2 separate regions of the Homo sapiens genome follow, and region 1 is linked to region 2. Evidence: chromatin contacts called from ENCODE Hi-C or POLR2A ChIA-PET data. All regions are on one chromosome and are shown on one strand. The core of a region is the stretch at or near the end of the contact, and the rest is flanking DNA. Distances in the headings are between cores, read along the strand shown. Region 1 has its middle 14 kb from the start of TFF2. Region 2 has its middle 30 kb from the start of ABCG1.

Evidence for each region. A loop is a pair of places that touch in the nucleus more often than their neighbours do. ChIA-PET counts read pairs that join two places held with the same protein, here RNA polymerase II (POLR2A). Pooled maps may share reads with other maps.
Region 1: a pooled map shows a loop between it and region 2 (2.6-fold over the local background). The contact joins two enhancer-like sites. A Hi-C loop is called at or near these places in 5 of 50 pooled maps. POLR2A ChIA-PET finds 5 or more read pairs at or near these places in 2 of 52 experiments (activated CD4-positive, alpha-beta T cell and activated naive CD4-positive, alpha-beta T cell).

What each region holds. Positions count from the first base shown.
Region 1 is chr21:42,333,176-42,340,920 of GRCh38, reverse strand. No RefSeq gene overlaps it. Among named protein-coding and RNA genes, the nearest start is that of TFF2, 14 kb to the left of the region's middle. RefSeq lists enhancers at 470-539, 1,733-1,862, 2,368-3,063, 4,542-5,043. Within about 2 kb of position 2,925, at least 11 of the 41 ENCODE cell types and tissues checked have a DNase peak (open chromatin) inside an H3K27ac peak, as active enhancers do.
Region 2 is chr21:42,185,503-42,192,829 of GRCh38, reverse strand. No RefSeq gene overlaps it. Among named protein-coding and RNA genes, the nearest start is that of ABCG1, 30 kb to the left of the region's middle. RefSeq lists enhancers at 4,194-4,353, 4,494-4,733. Within about 2 kb of position 4,394, at least 19 of the 41 ENCODE cell types and tissues checked have a DNase peak (open chromatin) inside an H3K27ac peak, as active enhancers do.

The sequences.
Region 1 (7,745 bases), core at 1,676-4,175, 150 kb before region 2:
GCCTCCCAAAGTGCTGGGGATACAGGCATAAGTCACCATGCCCGGCCTTGGCTGTACCTTTTCTATGTTTAGATACACAAATGCTTACCACTGCGTTACGGTTGCTTCCAGTGTTCAGTCCAGTCACTCGCTGCACGGGTTTGCAGCCTGGGAGCCAACCGTGCAGCCTGGGTGTGCAGCAGGCGCTGCCCTCTAGCTATGCATTAAGCACATTCTACGGTGTTCACACAACGACAAAACCCCTCATGACGCGTTTCTCACAACATTTCCCTGTCGTTAAGTGCTGCACAGCTGTATGTGCACAGGCACTTTAGTGCTGATTTATAGTGGGTATCTATACAGTACGTTCTGGCATTCATGTAGTTAAGCTCTATGAAGTCGCTGCCAGCCCTGACTTAGTGAATCTGGAACCCTCGCTCCTGGGGAAGTACAGGGTCAGGTTTCTGCAAGCTTCTGGGAGCATTTCATTAACCAGCCATATGTAGCCAGGCTCGAGGGTGTTTCCTGTAGACACCTTGTGGAGTGCACACGGTGGTTACATTAATGCTGAACTCCAGGCCGGCACCCTGTCTCCCAGCCCCAGTGAGGCTGCCCTGCCCCTGGTGTTTTCCCCAGAGGCATATCACCTCACACCCAGGACACCAGACAGCTCCTCACTATGGCACATGGGGGCATCTTAAATGGGAAATCACCAACAACAGGCATAAAAACGTGGCACTACATAGACCAAGAAAAGGACATTAGTTCACAGTATGGGTTGAGGCAAGAAGGCCTTGTGTGGCTGGGCATGGTGGCTCATGCCAGTAATCCCAGCACTTTGGGAGGCTGGGGCGGGCGGATCACAAGGCCAGGAGATCGAGACCATCCTGGCTAACACGATGAAACCCTGTCTTTACTAAAAATACAAAAGTTAGCCAGGTGTGGTGGCAGGCACCTGTAATCCCAGCTACTCTGGAGGCCAAGCCAGGAGAATTGCTTGAACCTGGGTGGTGGAGGTAGAGGTTGTGGTGAGCTGCGAGCGCACATTTGCGCTCCAGCCTGGGCGAAAAGAGCAAGACTCCATCTCAAAAATAAAAAAGGCCTTGTGTGACTTCAGTTGGGAATATGCATGTCTGTGACTCAAATTTGTCACCACTTTGTACGTTTCTGCAAACGACCTTGAAAGCACCCCAAGTATTGATTTAGGGTCACCAATAAATTTTAGTGAGTAGGCGAATTTGCAAATAGAGAATATGTAATGGGAATAGACTGCATATTCATTACATGCATTTTATATTCATTATCTATAGTTTGGAGTTGTGGTACACGCATGAATATCTCTAGCTATTGCTTCAGGGGCCAGCCCCAGTGTGATGTCCCCCTCAACCCACCCTGCCTTAGAAGCCCAATCTGACCCCCACCATGGGATGCTGGGCAGTTAACTGGAGTCAGGGGGCTGCAATGAGGGTGTGTGAATCAGATCTCAAAAATATCTATCGCACTTCGGCTCTACAGCGATTTCTCTCTCAGGGTCACTGTGTGACCTTGGACAAGTTACGTAGACTTTTTGACCCTAGTTTTACTCATATGCTAAGTACAGATATTCATAACATCTTCCCTTCTGGGTTTGTGGTGAGGCTTCATGAGTTGAATTAGGATGTGCTTAGAGCTGTTCTTGCTATGATTGTTCATACATGCACATCCTCATATCCTAGGCCCATTCTTCCGGGAAGACACACGTGGTCCTGGTTGTCTCACAGTGACTGTCCCAGTGGCGGGCACCCGGCCATCAGACCCTCAGCATTCCACCTGCTCACACAGGAGGGCCAATGCCTACCAAGCCCCTCCATAAGCACATCGGGGTTCCTCTCCCAGGGGCTCTTCCATGGTTGCCTACCTCTGCCTCACCTGCCTGTGGCCCTGGCTAATGCTGTGGTCCTGACACATAGCTATCCCCACCCCAAGCTGGAACTCTGCTATTGTACCTCTCCCAGAAACCCCTGGGGGCCTGCCCTTGCCAGTGAAATAGGCAGGCGTGTTGCCTTCCCTCTTGCTGCACTTTGCTGGGTGGGCCACGGCAAGGATGCCTGAGCCTTGGGGCCCCCAGGCGTGGAGCAAGCAGCCGTTTCTTCCTTGTGGAAGCAGCGTGGACACTGCAACCCATGAGGCCACCATTTCAGGGCCATGCATGCAGGAATATATACAGCGTGTGTCTTCTGGGTCTGCAGCCACTCGGCACTGGCTGGGAGGGAGCAGCCCCACCTTCCTCCAGCTAGTGGAGGGACCAGGCCACAGGGAGGTGCAGCCTGGCCACTGCGCCCTCTCAGTAACTAGCAGCAGCCCAGGGGCCTCCAGACAGGCTGGGCAAGGACTGGTTCCCATGTGCAGGACCACAGCTCCCTGACAGCCTCTGTCTCCTCTGACGCCCCATCTGTCCCTCCAGCATCTGTCCCGCCCCACCGGCCTATTCCCCGAGTCAGCCCATCTCTGCAACAGAGCTTCCCCCACCTCAGCCCCCTCTCAGGTCTGTGTAAAGAGTGGTGGGAGGTTTTCAGCACTTTCCTGGGAACTTTCTCAGCTTCCAGGGAAACCAGGGGAGGGAGGAGTAGCCCCACTCCCGCTGAAGGGCTCTGATCTCAGCTCCTGCCAGGCCTCCAGCAGCGCGGACACGGATGAGCTGACACCATCGCAGGACGGCCGCCAGTTTTCCACAGGGCCCAGTGGCTGCAGCCTCTGTGTTTGTTTTCTGTGATCCAAAGACTGCTCAGCACTTAATAATTGTTTGACTTAATGTGGCGCAACCAGAAATGTGGCTTAGAGGAAGGAAGGGCCCTCTATTCAACCTTCCGAGCGCACAGGGCTCATTAAGGTGTTTTCCCCTAAAGAACCCTACAGGCTAATGATGCTCCACAGCGCCCTCTGCTATCCATGCTGGGGACAGACTCTCAGCCTTCCTGCAGCCCAATGGGCAAGTGGGTTCGGCTTCGGCATCTGACAACACGCAGCTTCCTGATGTCCAGAGAGAGATCTCAGTGCCTATCACACGTTGCAAATTGCCCCGTCATTTCATCAGTTCACTGTGTTCACATTAGTAACGCTGATGATGGCAATGCTCATGCCTTGAGATTTTTTTAAAAATTAGTTTCTCGGAGGTATAATTCACATACAATAAAACTCACCCATTTTAAATGAATCAGTTCATTGAGTTTTGACAAATGTATACAACTGTGTAAACACTACCACAATCAAGATGTAGAACATTCATTCCCTCCAAGAAAATCCCGTCGTGCCCTTTGCTGTCAATAGCCTCTCCCTAGCGCCAGAAAACCAAGAATCTGTGTTTTTTTGCTTTAGTTTCATTTCTTCTAGAATTTCAAGTAAGTTTAATCACACAGTGCAGACAGTGCACAGTCTTTGAAGTCTGTTTTCTTTCACACAGCACACAGCTTTCTTTGAGATTCTTCCAGGTTGTTGCACAGAAGGGTGGTTCGTTCCTTTTCATTGCTGAGTAGTATTCCACAGCAGGATACACTGCAATATGCTTACCTATTTACCAGGTGATGACATCTGGATTATTCCCAGCTTTTTACTATTATGGGTAAAGTTACTATGAACAATTATGCACATGTATGTGAAGGGATTTGGGTAAATGCTTGAGGAAATGCCTTTTTTCTTGGAAGTGTAGCTATGAGTGGATTTCTGGATAGTACGGTGTTATGTTTAACTTCATAAGAATCTGAAAAAATTGTTTTCCAAGGATTGAGCCATTTTGTCTCCCCAGCCACAATGGAGGAGATTTGCAAATGCTTACTACATCCTTGGTTTACTAGTCTTTTACATTTTAGCCATTGTGGTGTGTGGAATGTGATATCCTGTTTTCATTTTAATTTACATTTCACTAGTAACTAAGGATGTTGAACATCTTTTCATGAGCTTATTTTTCACACATCTTCTCAGGTAAAGTATCTGTCTAAATCTTCAACACTTTTTAACTCAGGTGTCTTTTTCTTCTTTGTAATGAGTTGTAAAATTCTTTATATATTCTGCATACAAGTCCTTTACTAGATATATTTTGTGCAAATATTTTCTCCTAGTCTGTGACTTACCTTTTCGTTCATTTCCTTAAGAATATTTTTCAAAGAGAAAATATCTTTAATTTTGATGAAATCTAGTTTTTCTCATTTTTCTTTTATGATTCAAACTTTATGTTTCCTACCTAGAAATCTCTGCCTAATTCAAGGCCACGGACGTGTTCTATTATATTCTCTTCTAGGAGTTTTATAACTTTGGTGCTTATACTTTTGTCTATGACACATTTTCAGTTCACATTTTTGTATAAATTTGTGCATTTTCCTTTGTTTTTAAGTGTCTGAAACAATTTTTGCAGCATTGGGACTGTTAGGTACTTGAAGCTTGGCTAGAATTTCCCTGTGAGATTATCTGGACATGGAGATTCTTACGGCTTTTTTTTCTGGGAATCCCGAAAGAACCAGCCCTTCAAGGTGGATCCCGGGGAGCCAACTGGGGCTAAATTCAAAATAGAGCCGTGTGGCCATTTGCTGACTAGACGTCACACACGTACTCTGCATTCCTGGAAACCCACATGTTTGCTTCGTTCTGGGACATTCATAGCTGCTCCTGTTCACTCCTGTATCAACGGCTACTGGAAAGCCTCCCCTCGGCCCCTGGAGCTCACCAGGAGAATGTGGCCCACATCTACCAATCAGAACTAAACAAGCGTCAACTAACCACAGCTAAGCAAGTTTGCATCCCCTATTTGCATAGCAGACGAGAGTGGGAACCCAGAGGGAGCTTTCTCTTTAAAAGACAACCCCTCTCTTTGTTGTCTCAGATTGCACCTTTGTTTTGTACCGAAGGGGGTGTCTCCCTGGTTTGCAAAATGTTTACTGGAATAAAGTCTCTTTCTTTTTTAAAAAAATAAGCAAAATCCTGTTTAATGATTTTGTTGACAGCTCCTTGATAACGTTTTCCATTTCTTCTACGGTTTATTTCAGCCCTATGTCTCTATTGGACCCATTTTGTTAAACTGTTATTTTCCTAGGAACTTACGCGTTTCATCTAGATATTAAAAATTAGTTGCATAAAGTTATTCAGGGTAGCCTCTTACCGTTTTTAAAGACTCTTCTGTTTCAATAGTTGTTTCCTTCATTGTCAATTCTTATTCTGGATATTTGTGGATCCTTTTTTCATTTTTTTTATTGGGTTAGCCAGTGGTTTGCATATTTTGTTTAATTTTTAAAAATAACTGGGATTGAATTTGTGAAAAAGAATTCCACTCTTTTTCTCTTCTGTACTTCATTGATTTCTTTCCCTTTGCTTTCTTTCAGCCTTTTTTCAACAAGCTATTCTTTTCCTAGTTTTCTGGTTTGGGAATTCAATTTATGGATTAATGGCATGTGTTTAAATCTATGCACTTTCCACTAATTACCATTTTAAATATTGCCCATAGATTCAGAAATGTGGTGTTTTTATTATCATAATTTCTAAAATATTCTATAATTTTGGTTAGTAATTTATCTTTTAGCCACAAGTATTTAATAGAAGATATTTCCATTTCCATGTGCAATAATGTTAATATTTTTTGGTTTTGTTGCACTTGATCATAGAGTGATTATAACATTTTTACTTTTCTTTTTTTGAGACAGAGTCTCTCTCTGTTACCCAGGCTGGAGTGCAGTGGCATGATCTTGGCTCACTGCAACCTCTGTCTTCCAGGTTCAAACGATTCTCATGCCTCAGTCTCCCAAGTAGCTGGGATTAAAGGCGTGCACCACCACACCTGGCTAATTTTGTGTGTGTGTATTTTTAGTAGAGACAGGGCTTTGCCATGTTGCCCCAGGCTAGTCTTGAACCCCTGGCCTCAAGTTATCATCCCTCCTTGGCCTCCCAAAGTGCTGAAATTACAGGCCTGAGCCACTGCACCCAGCCAAAACTTTTACTTTATGGAACTTATTGCTTTTTTGTGTGCAAATGTACCATTAAATTTTGTGAATATTTCATGTGTGCTTGAGAAGAAGTTGTATTAATATTGGGAATTAAACTTTGACATATCCATATGTATACATACATACACAGTGTATATGTCTATTCATCAGATCTGCCTTATTAATTATATTCCTTGAGTTCTATTTTTTTACTTACTTTTTTCTTTGTTCACTTGACTTGTCTTATCTTCAGAATGATGTTCTCATGACCAGTTATGGGTTTTGTCTATTTCTGCTTGTATCTCACTGTTTCTGGCTTATAAAATAAATATACTTTTCCTATCCCTTTCTTGGTGCAAAAATATTTATAACTGTTATTGCTCCATTGTGAACTGTGACCTGCCAAGCGTCTGTCTTCATCATGTCTGATGCCTGCTGGCCTGAATTCTATTTTGTCTGATGTTGAGATTGCAGCCCCTGCTCAGCTCAAGGTCCTAGTAGTTACATCAGTTTTGGTCATCAAGTGCTTCAAAGCTCTATGATTTTAGCAATATATTGATTAATTTTTCATCAGAATAGCTGTTGGTTAACAGCAGAAAGGAAAAGAAATACCAGTCAAGAAATGTAGGGGGCCGGGCGAGGTGGCTCACACCTGTAATCCTAGCACTTAGGGAGGCTAAGGTGGATGGATCACTTGAGGTCTGGAGTTTGAGACCAGCCTGGCCAACATGGTGAAGCCCTGTCTCTACTAAAAATACAAAAATTAGCCAGGCATGGTGGTGTGTGCCTGTAATCCCAGCTACTCGGGAGGCTGAGGCAGGAGGATCACTTGACCCTGGGAAGCAGAGGTTGCAGTGAGCTGAGATCGTGCCATTGGACTCCAGCCTAGGGGCAAGAGTGAAACTGTCAAAAAAGGAGAAAGAAAGAAAGAAAGAAAGAAAGAAAGAAAGAAAGAAAGAAAGAAAGAAAGAAAGAAAGAAAGAAAGAAAGAAAGAAAGAAAGAAAGAAAGAAAGAGAGAGAGAGAAAGAGAGAGAGAAAGAAAGAAAGAGAGAGAAAGAAAGAAAGAGAGAGAGGGAGGGAGGAATGAAGGAAGGAAGAGAGAAGAGAAGAAAGGTGCTAATGAGGAAGAGGATAAGACAATAATAATAAAAATGACAATAGTGCCAATTCATCTTATGCTTTTCAATAGGTAAGTTATCTGATGGATTGGCTTAAAAGTCTCATAGAGCACATCAAAATTTCTCTAGAATTAAAAATAAGGTTAAAAAGGAAAACAAATGACCATAATCTGAATTATTGCATTTTTGATGAAACGCTTATCTAAAATAAAATAGTTTTATATCAGTTCATCTTATCTTATGCCAGACAAGGTTACTGCAAATAAGTTTTTGTAAAATTCCAAACAAGATGGGTAAGATGGGTTTCTTTTCCCTGTGAAATGTGTTCACAAGTCAAAAAGGTTTGGGGGCCGGGCGCGGTGGCTCATGCCTGTAATCCCAGCACTTTGGGAGGCTGAGGTGGGCGAATCACTTGAGGTCGCAAGTTCAAGACCAGCCTGGCCAACATGGCAAAACCCCGTCTCTACTAAAGACACAAAAATTAGCTGAGCGTGGTGGTGCACACCTGTATTCCCAGCTACTCAGGAGGCTGAGGCAGGAGAATCACTTGAACCCTGGAGTTGGAGGTTGCAGCGAGCCAAGATCATGCCACTGCACTCCAGTCTGGGTGACAGAGTGAGACTCTGTCTCAGAAAAAAAAGGAGTGGGGTGGGGGTTGGGAAATGCGATCCCAGTGCTTGCTTCTGCATTCCTTGTCACTCA
Region 2 (7,327 bases), core at 3,145-5,644:
CAGTCTTTTTTAAACCACTGAGTTGCTTTTTCTAGTCCTCCTGGAGTCTATATTCTAGAATATTCTGGGCAGGAGCCAGGGAGAAAGCCCAGGAGAGAGCAGGGTAACTGCAAATGCCTTCGGTGGGCAGGGCAGGCTGAAGCTGGGAAAGGGAGAGCTTGAGATGTGGGGGATTTTTCTTCTTAATAAAAATAAGGAGGGGTTTGAAGAAGGACCCTGTGGGGAGTCTAGCAAATCTACACCGGCTTGACGCACCTGTCCTTTTCAATTCACAGAAAGAGCTGCCCTGATCGCTGACTCTGGCCCACTTCCAAAAAGAGAAACTGGAAAGGTGTTAAAAAAAAAAAAAGGGAGAAGGGTTTGGGAATAGGAACACGAAGAAGGAAGCCAGGGGAATTGGATTTGACCGTAGGCAGGCAGAGGGGGTGGTGTGGGAACAGGGAAAACAGGTCACAAATTGTCACACATGGTGGTTTCTGTACAATAGGTGTGGGGAGAAGGTGCGTGAGGGAAGAAGGGGACAGCCAGGTCCAAAGACAGCGAACACAGGGCCCAGTGCTTCACTGCTTTGCCCTGAGGCCGGCTGTGCTGCCCTTCCATATTCTGATCTTTGGAGAACCTGCCCAGGCAGTGTGATTTAGTGAGCGGGAGTGGCTATGAACCACATTGACACGTGGCTACGAGCCACAGTGATGTGTGAAGGCACGCCTGGAATGTATGCCCCTCTGTTTTACTGGACAGTGCAGGCGAATTTGTCTGCAAGAACAATGACCCATTTTAGATATAGCCCCTAGTGGGAACCCCTCTCCTGGGAGCTTATACTTGGAGAGAACTGGGCTCCTTCATGATTTCATTTGTAAACTTGGGAGGGCTTGAGACGAATGCAGACTGGCCGCACCTGCTTCCTCAAAGATTTTCACTTTCTGCACTGCCGTTGGCCTTGTCATGTTAACAAATGTCTCAGGCTCCGGTGGCCGATGAGTTCTGGGATGTACGCTGCTGTTGGCAGTGGGATGTTTATTGTGTGTTTTCTACAGAGAAGCAGCTGCTAGGATGAGGCCTGTCCACAGCAGGCCAGGTAAGCATGAGCTGGGACAGAAAATGAAATAGCGCCGTCAAAACTAACATAGAAAGTCACGTTGGGGCAGAGCATTTTGCTCCCCAACACGGGAAGAGGGCTCCTAAGAGGTTCCCAACTGTCAGCGGCAGAATCTTACAGCCACAACACCTATTAAATAATTGCAGGATGTGGAAAATGGAAAAACCACATAAAAATATCTCATGTAGCTGGAGTTGAAAGGCATATGTGTGTAGTAGGCTGCCATTTGATAGAAATCACAGACTGTTGTTGACCAAATCTCAAATCTGCTCACCAAGACAGTCCAGGTGCTGCCCACATAGCTGGGACAGTCCCAGTGGCTGCAGGAAAACCGAAAGGCCATTTGTGCCTCATGGGAGCCGAGAGGACAGAAAAGCAAAGCTAGTCAGTGCCTCCCCAGGGTTCAGAGGGTTTCAAAGGCAGTAAGTTGGACAGCTCGGGGTCTAGATGAATGCTCCTCCTCAGTGTGCTGTGAACCTCCCACAGTCACCGCTGGATGTGGACAGCTGTTCCCTACCTTCAGGTCTCCAGCTGATGGCAGGGGGTCTGGGGATGGAAAGCGGAGCTGAGTGGAGTGGGTTGCACAAGGTGGCATGGAACACCTGGTGTATGGGGCCACAGAAAGCTCACCTGCTACCTGGAACCCATGAGATCCTGAGCTCCTCAGGACAGTGGGCAGGGCCCTTCCAGCAGAGCAGAGCCAGAGGCGGCCAGGGACTAACAGTGTGATTCCGTTTCAGCCTTCCTGGCTCCTGGCTGCGCTCTTTAAAAGTCAGACTGGGGGCCCTGTGTACAAATGTGCCCTGATAGCAAAGGTTTTGTCTTTAGAAACCATCGAAATCTTAACTTAAAAATTTCGAATATTCAGATCTCTTTATAAAACCTGATGGAGCACTGGAGACAGGATCTTTAAAGTTGCTGGGGCTAAAAGCCCACCTCCCCCTCAGCCGCAGCTCTGCAGCGGGTGCCCCAGCAGCTTGCGGCAGGCGCCACTGTCCACTTCTCTGGTCTGTAGGCAGCGCACACCATCCCGTGTTGGCAGTCCCAGGCGAGCCAGTGCTTTCGTGGGCTTATTGTTCAGCAGTGAGAATGCATTTTCCCATCTGTGCAAGGGTGAGGTTCCCAGGCCAGTCCATAAAAGCCTGTTTTTGTTTCATTTGTAAATAGATTGCCTCACTGTAATTCCTCATGGTACCAAACTGTAGGACTCAGTATAGAGAGCTCTGCAACACTGTGGGTGTTGGAAAAATATTCCAAATTTGGCCCCTGGCCTCCAGGGCTATAGGCTTGGTCTTCCCTTCACACAAGATCTCTGGAAGCCCACATGCCACAGCCACACAGGTGCTGAGGAATCCACTGGGATCCAGGCGGGGTTTTGTGCAGGGGCAAGTATGGCCCAGCATCACCTACAGGGTGGTTCTTGGCCAGGGGGACAACCCCAGGGCCGAGGAGGTGAGATGGAGATGACAGGATATTGGTTAACACAGTCATTTCTGAGGGTTGAGACTTGAGAGCTCCGATGGCTTCTAAACTGTGTAGCAAGGGCTGATGAAGCGAACACCAATAGAGCTCCCGTCAGCACAAAGTATCTCACCTGAGGAGGAGGCCATTCGGGTTCATCTTACATGCCCAGTCCGATCTGCCAGTACGGCTGTCACTGCCTTAATTCCTGTGGAGCCAAGCCCACACTCAGCGGGGCCTGAGGCTCTGATTGTTTAGTGATGTCTGCCACGGAACGGGGCAGGGACACTGTGCTGGGAATTTGCCAACCCTGGCCACATCTTCACTGGGAAAGTCAGTACCTGCCATACTTTTAGAATTCCCCATGGAAAAATGTGCTCTTAAATGCAAGCTGACACTGGGGTCATTTTCAGAAGTCCATACCAGAAGCATTATTTGTCAAGGATTCTACAATTGGGCACATAAATCTAAAAATGTTCTATGCCAAATGGCATCTATGCAATGTCAGGGAAAAAGCAGGCAGTCATGTTCTGGGGAAAAGGTTTTGTTTTCTGTACACAAAATTAAGTCTAGTCTAGAGAGCTGAAATCACTAGTTTTAAAAAGTTGAATGTTTCCCACTTCCGTGTCCAGAAAAACTTAGCTACAAAGTATATTTACAGCCACTGTATATTGCACTTGAGTTGCTTCTGCAATTTTATGTTGCCATACTTCATAACTCTTCAAAGTTGTATAGACACTAATATATTTTGGGACATTAAATAATATATTGTCAACTGATTTACAACATAATTTAAAAGATGTATTATAACTGAAATGTAACAATTCAATCATTCTTTTCTTTTTTTTTTTGAGATGGAGTTTCACTCCTGTCACCCAGACTGGAGTGCAGTGGCACAATCTCAGCTCACTGCAACCTCCACCTACTGGGTTCAAGCAATTCTCCTGCCTCAGACTCCCAAGTGGCTGGAACTGCAGGTGTGCGCTGCCACGCCTGGCTGATTTTTTGTATTTTTAGCAGAGATGGGGTTCCGCCATATTGGCTAGGCTGGTCTCGAACTTCTAACCTCAGGTGATCCGCCCGCCTCAGCCTCCCAAAGTACTGGGATTACAGGCGTGAGCCACTGCGCCCAGCCCAATCATTGTCAATTTAAAGTGTTTTTCATTCATAACTGTCCCCTAAAATGATAGGTGTCAGTGAGTCTGGGAACTTCTCCATAAGCAGTTATTGAAGGGCAAACAAATGATTAAAGCTCTCAAGGGGAGTTTCCTGGGAATTCTAGGATAGCAGAGGATCTTGGCTGACTGCGATATTCGTGCCACCCCATTGCAAGAGTGTGCACCATGGCACAGCTCATATCAGAGGCTGAGACAGGGAACTGTTGTCCCGGAAGCATTCACAGGGCTTGCAACCTGCTTCCCAGCAGATGCAAGTGTTGGGCCTGGAGCTCGTGTGGGAAGGACTGACTTCTGAACCCACAAACATCAACTTTCCACTGAAATCCACTGCAAAATGTCCATGCCTCTTAAATTGAAAAAAAAATCTTTTTAGCAACATAACTGAGCTCAACCAATATGAAGCAACCATATGTAGGACATCTTTTTGAATGAAGGAAGGAATGAATCAATGATGAACAGATAGATAAAGAGATAGATAGATGATAGATACATAGATAGGTAGGCAGAGAGAGAGAGATGATAGATTTCTAAATGAGTAAATGCCTTGCCCAGCCCCCTTCTCCCTGGGCTATGTCTGACTTCCGCTCGTGGTTTCCATCTTAGCCCACAGCCAAAGCTCTTCCTGGTTGCTCAGTCTTAGAGCCAACTTCTTAACTACTGGCTGTCTCGCTGTTGCAGCCTAGGCTGTGTGACTTGATCACAGGAAATACACTGGTTTCTCTTTCTGGCTGAGTTGTTGCTAACACTCCTGCAGCCCTTCTCTAACTGCAGAAGAGAAGGAGACAGTCGGCGAGGCCTCCACAAACTAAAAGCCTAGCAGTTCCAGACTGTGGGTGGTGGACAGTTTCATACTTTCTCCCAAGCAGATGTCTGTAAACTGCTTCCATTATTATGAAAGCAGTAACTACCTGTTACCAAGTGACTGCCCCGCGCTCAGCACTTTACTCTCAGCGCAGCCTAGCACTGTGGGGATTATTTAGGGTGGCTTTGCCAGGACTGGGAAGGAGGGGAGAGGAGTTCCTGGAAAGTGGGAATTTCAGTGCTAAAACCAGGACAAGTTGGTCCCTCCAAAGTGATTCCCATTTTCCAGGTGAGGTAACTGAGGCACAGAGGAGCCCCTGGCTTGTCTAGGGCACACAGCCAGTGGGGCAGCTGACTTCTGACCTCGTTTACTCTGATTCTAGGGCCTGTGCTAGGAAGCATGGACTTCCTCCTGCATGTTCGTATCCACATAGAACGGTCCAGTTGTCTTTCTCAATGGTCCAGACACAAGCTTTCGGGCCCTGGGTGAACCCTGAAAGACATAAGGAATAGACATGAGCTGCAGCGTTCAGCCCCCCTGTGGGGTACCCACCTGCCCCTGCTGGGGTACATACAATCTGAGTCAGCTGCCCCCACCAAAGGATGCCTCCCAATCTCCCCCAGCTCTCACCTCTACACCAGGCCTCCCCTCCATGAGCACGACCCTCACCCTGCTCAAACTCCTGCACCTCCTCTGACTCAGGGTACTGCCCTGTCCATGCCAGAATAGAACCCTATCCTGCTCAGCCCACCTCATGACTTTAGGACCAAATTATTCAGAAAACAAAAAGAAGCGGAAGATCTCTTTCGAAAAAATAGGATAAATTATAACAAAATAAAGATATATGAAACAATGCTTCTAGCCTTTTTCACTCCCAATGCACGTATCAGATACTTAAAAATTGGGTGTATTTCTGCTATGGACTCCCAAAATCCACGTGCTGAACCCCTGATTTCCAATGTGGTGGTATTTGGAGGTGCTGCATTGGGGAGGAGATAAGGTCACGAGGGTGGGGCTCTCATGTTTGGATTGGTGCCCTATACAAAGAGAGAGACACCAGCATGTTCATGCTCTCTCAACCCTAACCATGGGAGACACAGCAAGAAGTCTTCTGTTGGCCAGTCACGAAGAGGGCCCCCACCAGACCCTGACCCTGCCACCACCCTGATCTCACACTTCCCAGGCTCTGGAACTGGGAGCCTGTTGCTTTTGAGCCACCCAGTCCCCATGGCGGCCTAAGCTGACTGAGACAGAAAGTGGCCCTGAGGAGTGGGATGCTGCTGTAACCAAGAACCACAAATATGGATGCAGCTTTGGAGCTTGGTGATGAGTGGAGGCTGGAAGAGTTTGGGGGTCCATGCTAGAAAAAGCTGAGATAGCTGTGAAGGAAGCACTAAAGTCAATTTGCTGAGGGCTCAGAAAGGGGAGAGGAGAGCTGGAGGGAAAGCATTCATCATCTCAGAGGACACACAGACAACCATGAGCAGAATGCTGGTAGGAATACCAAAGGCCATGTGGGTGAGGTCTCAGGGGGAAATGAGAAACATGGCGTGGGACAGCAGAGGAAAGGTGATCTTTGTTATAAAGTAGCAAAAAACTGGGCTGACATGTGTTCCTGTTCTAGTGTTTTGTGGAAGGTGAAACTTGTAAAAGATGAAATGGGATCTTTAGCTGGGAATATTTCCAAGCAAAGTCGTGAAGGAGTGGCTTGGTTCCTCCTGACTGCTTATAGTGAAATGTGAGAAAAGATAATGGATTGAAGAAAGAATTGCTAAGCAAAACAGAACTAGAACTTAAAGATTTGGAAAAATCTCAGCCTATCTATGTTGTAAAAAATGAGAAGCCATGTTCAGAAGAGAACACTAAGGCTGTGGCCTCCAGAACTGTAAGAAATAAATTTCTGTTGTTTAAGCCACCCACTGTATGCTGTTGTGTTATAGCATCCTGTATTAATCCGTTTTCATGCTGCTGATAAAGACATACGTGAGACTGGGCAATTTACAAAAGAAAGAGGTTTAATGAACTTACATATGGCTGGGAAGGCCTCACAATCATGGTGGAAGGCGAAAGGCACGTCTCACATGGCGGCAGACAAGAGAAGAGAGCTTGTGCAGGGAAACTCTCCTTTTTAAAACCATCAGATATCGTGAAACTTATTCACTATCATGAGAACAACATGGGAAAGACCTACCCCCATGATTCAACTACCTCCGATTGGGTCCCTCCCACAACACGTGGGAATTCAAGATGAGATGTGGGTGGGGACACAGCCAAACCCTATCATACCCCAAGCAGACCAAAACAACATCCTTCCATAACTTCCTCTGATCATAACACATAAGTAATTGTGAGTGTGTGTGTGTCTGTGTGTGTGCATTATTTATGTGAGGTAGTTTTCCTTTTAAATCACTATGGAATTGTACTAATCATGTTACCTTTTCCATATCTTGAAAGCATTCCATGGCCATATATGCAGATCGTACCCATTATTTTATTAGCCACATCATCTTTCCTTGAATTGTAAGTGCCATAATTTATTCAGCTATTCTCTGATGTAGGAACATGAAATTTGCTTCCTTTTTTTTCTGCTAATACTGTTACTGGCATAATTTTCCTGCTAATACTAATACTGGCAACTCTAGCTTTGTCTTTTGTGTGCATGTTCTAGAAATGGTCAATAATATATTCTTCTCTATTAGTCATGGTTTTTCCTTAACTAGTAGTTTGTTTTTAAGAAATTGACAGTTTTACCTTATTTTTTCCTCTTATATTTGAAACAACTTGGGC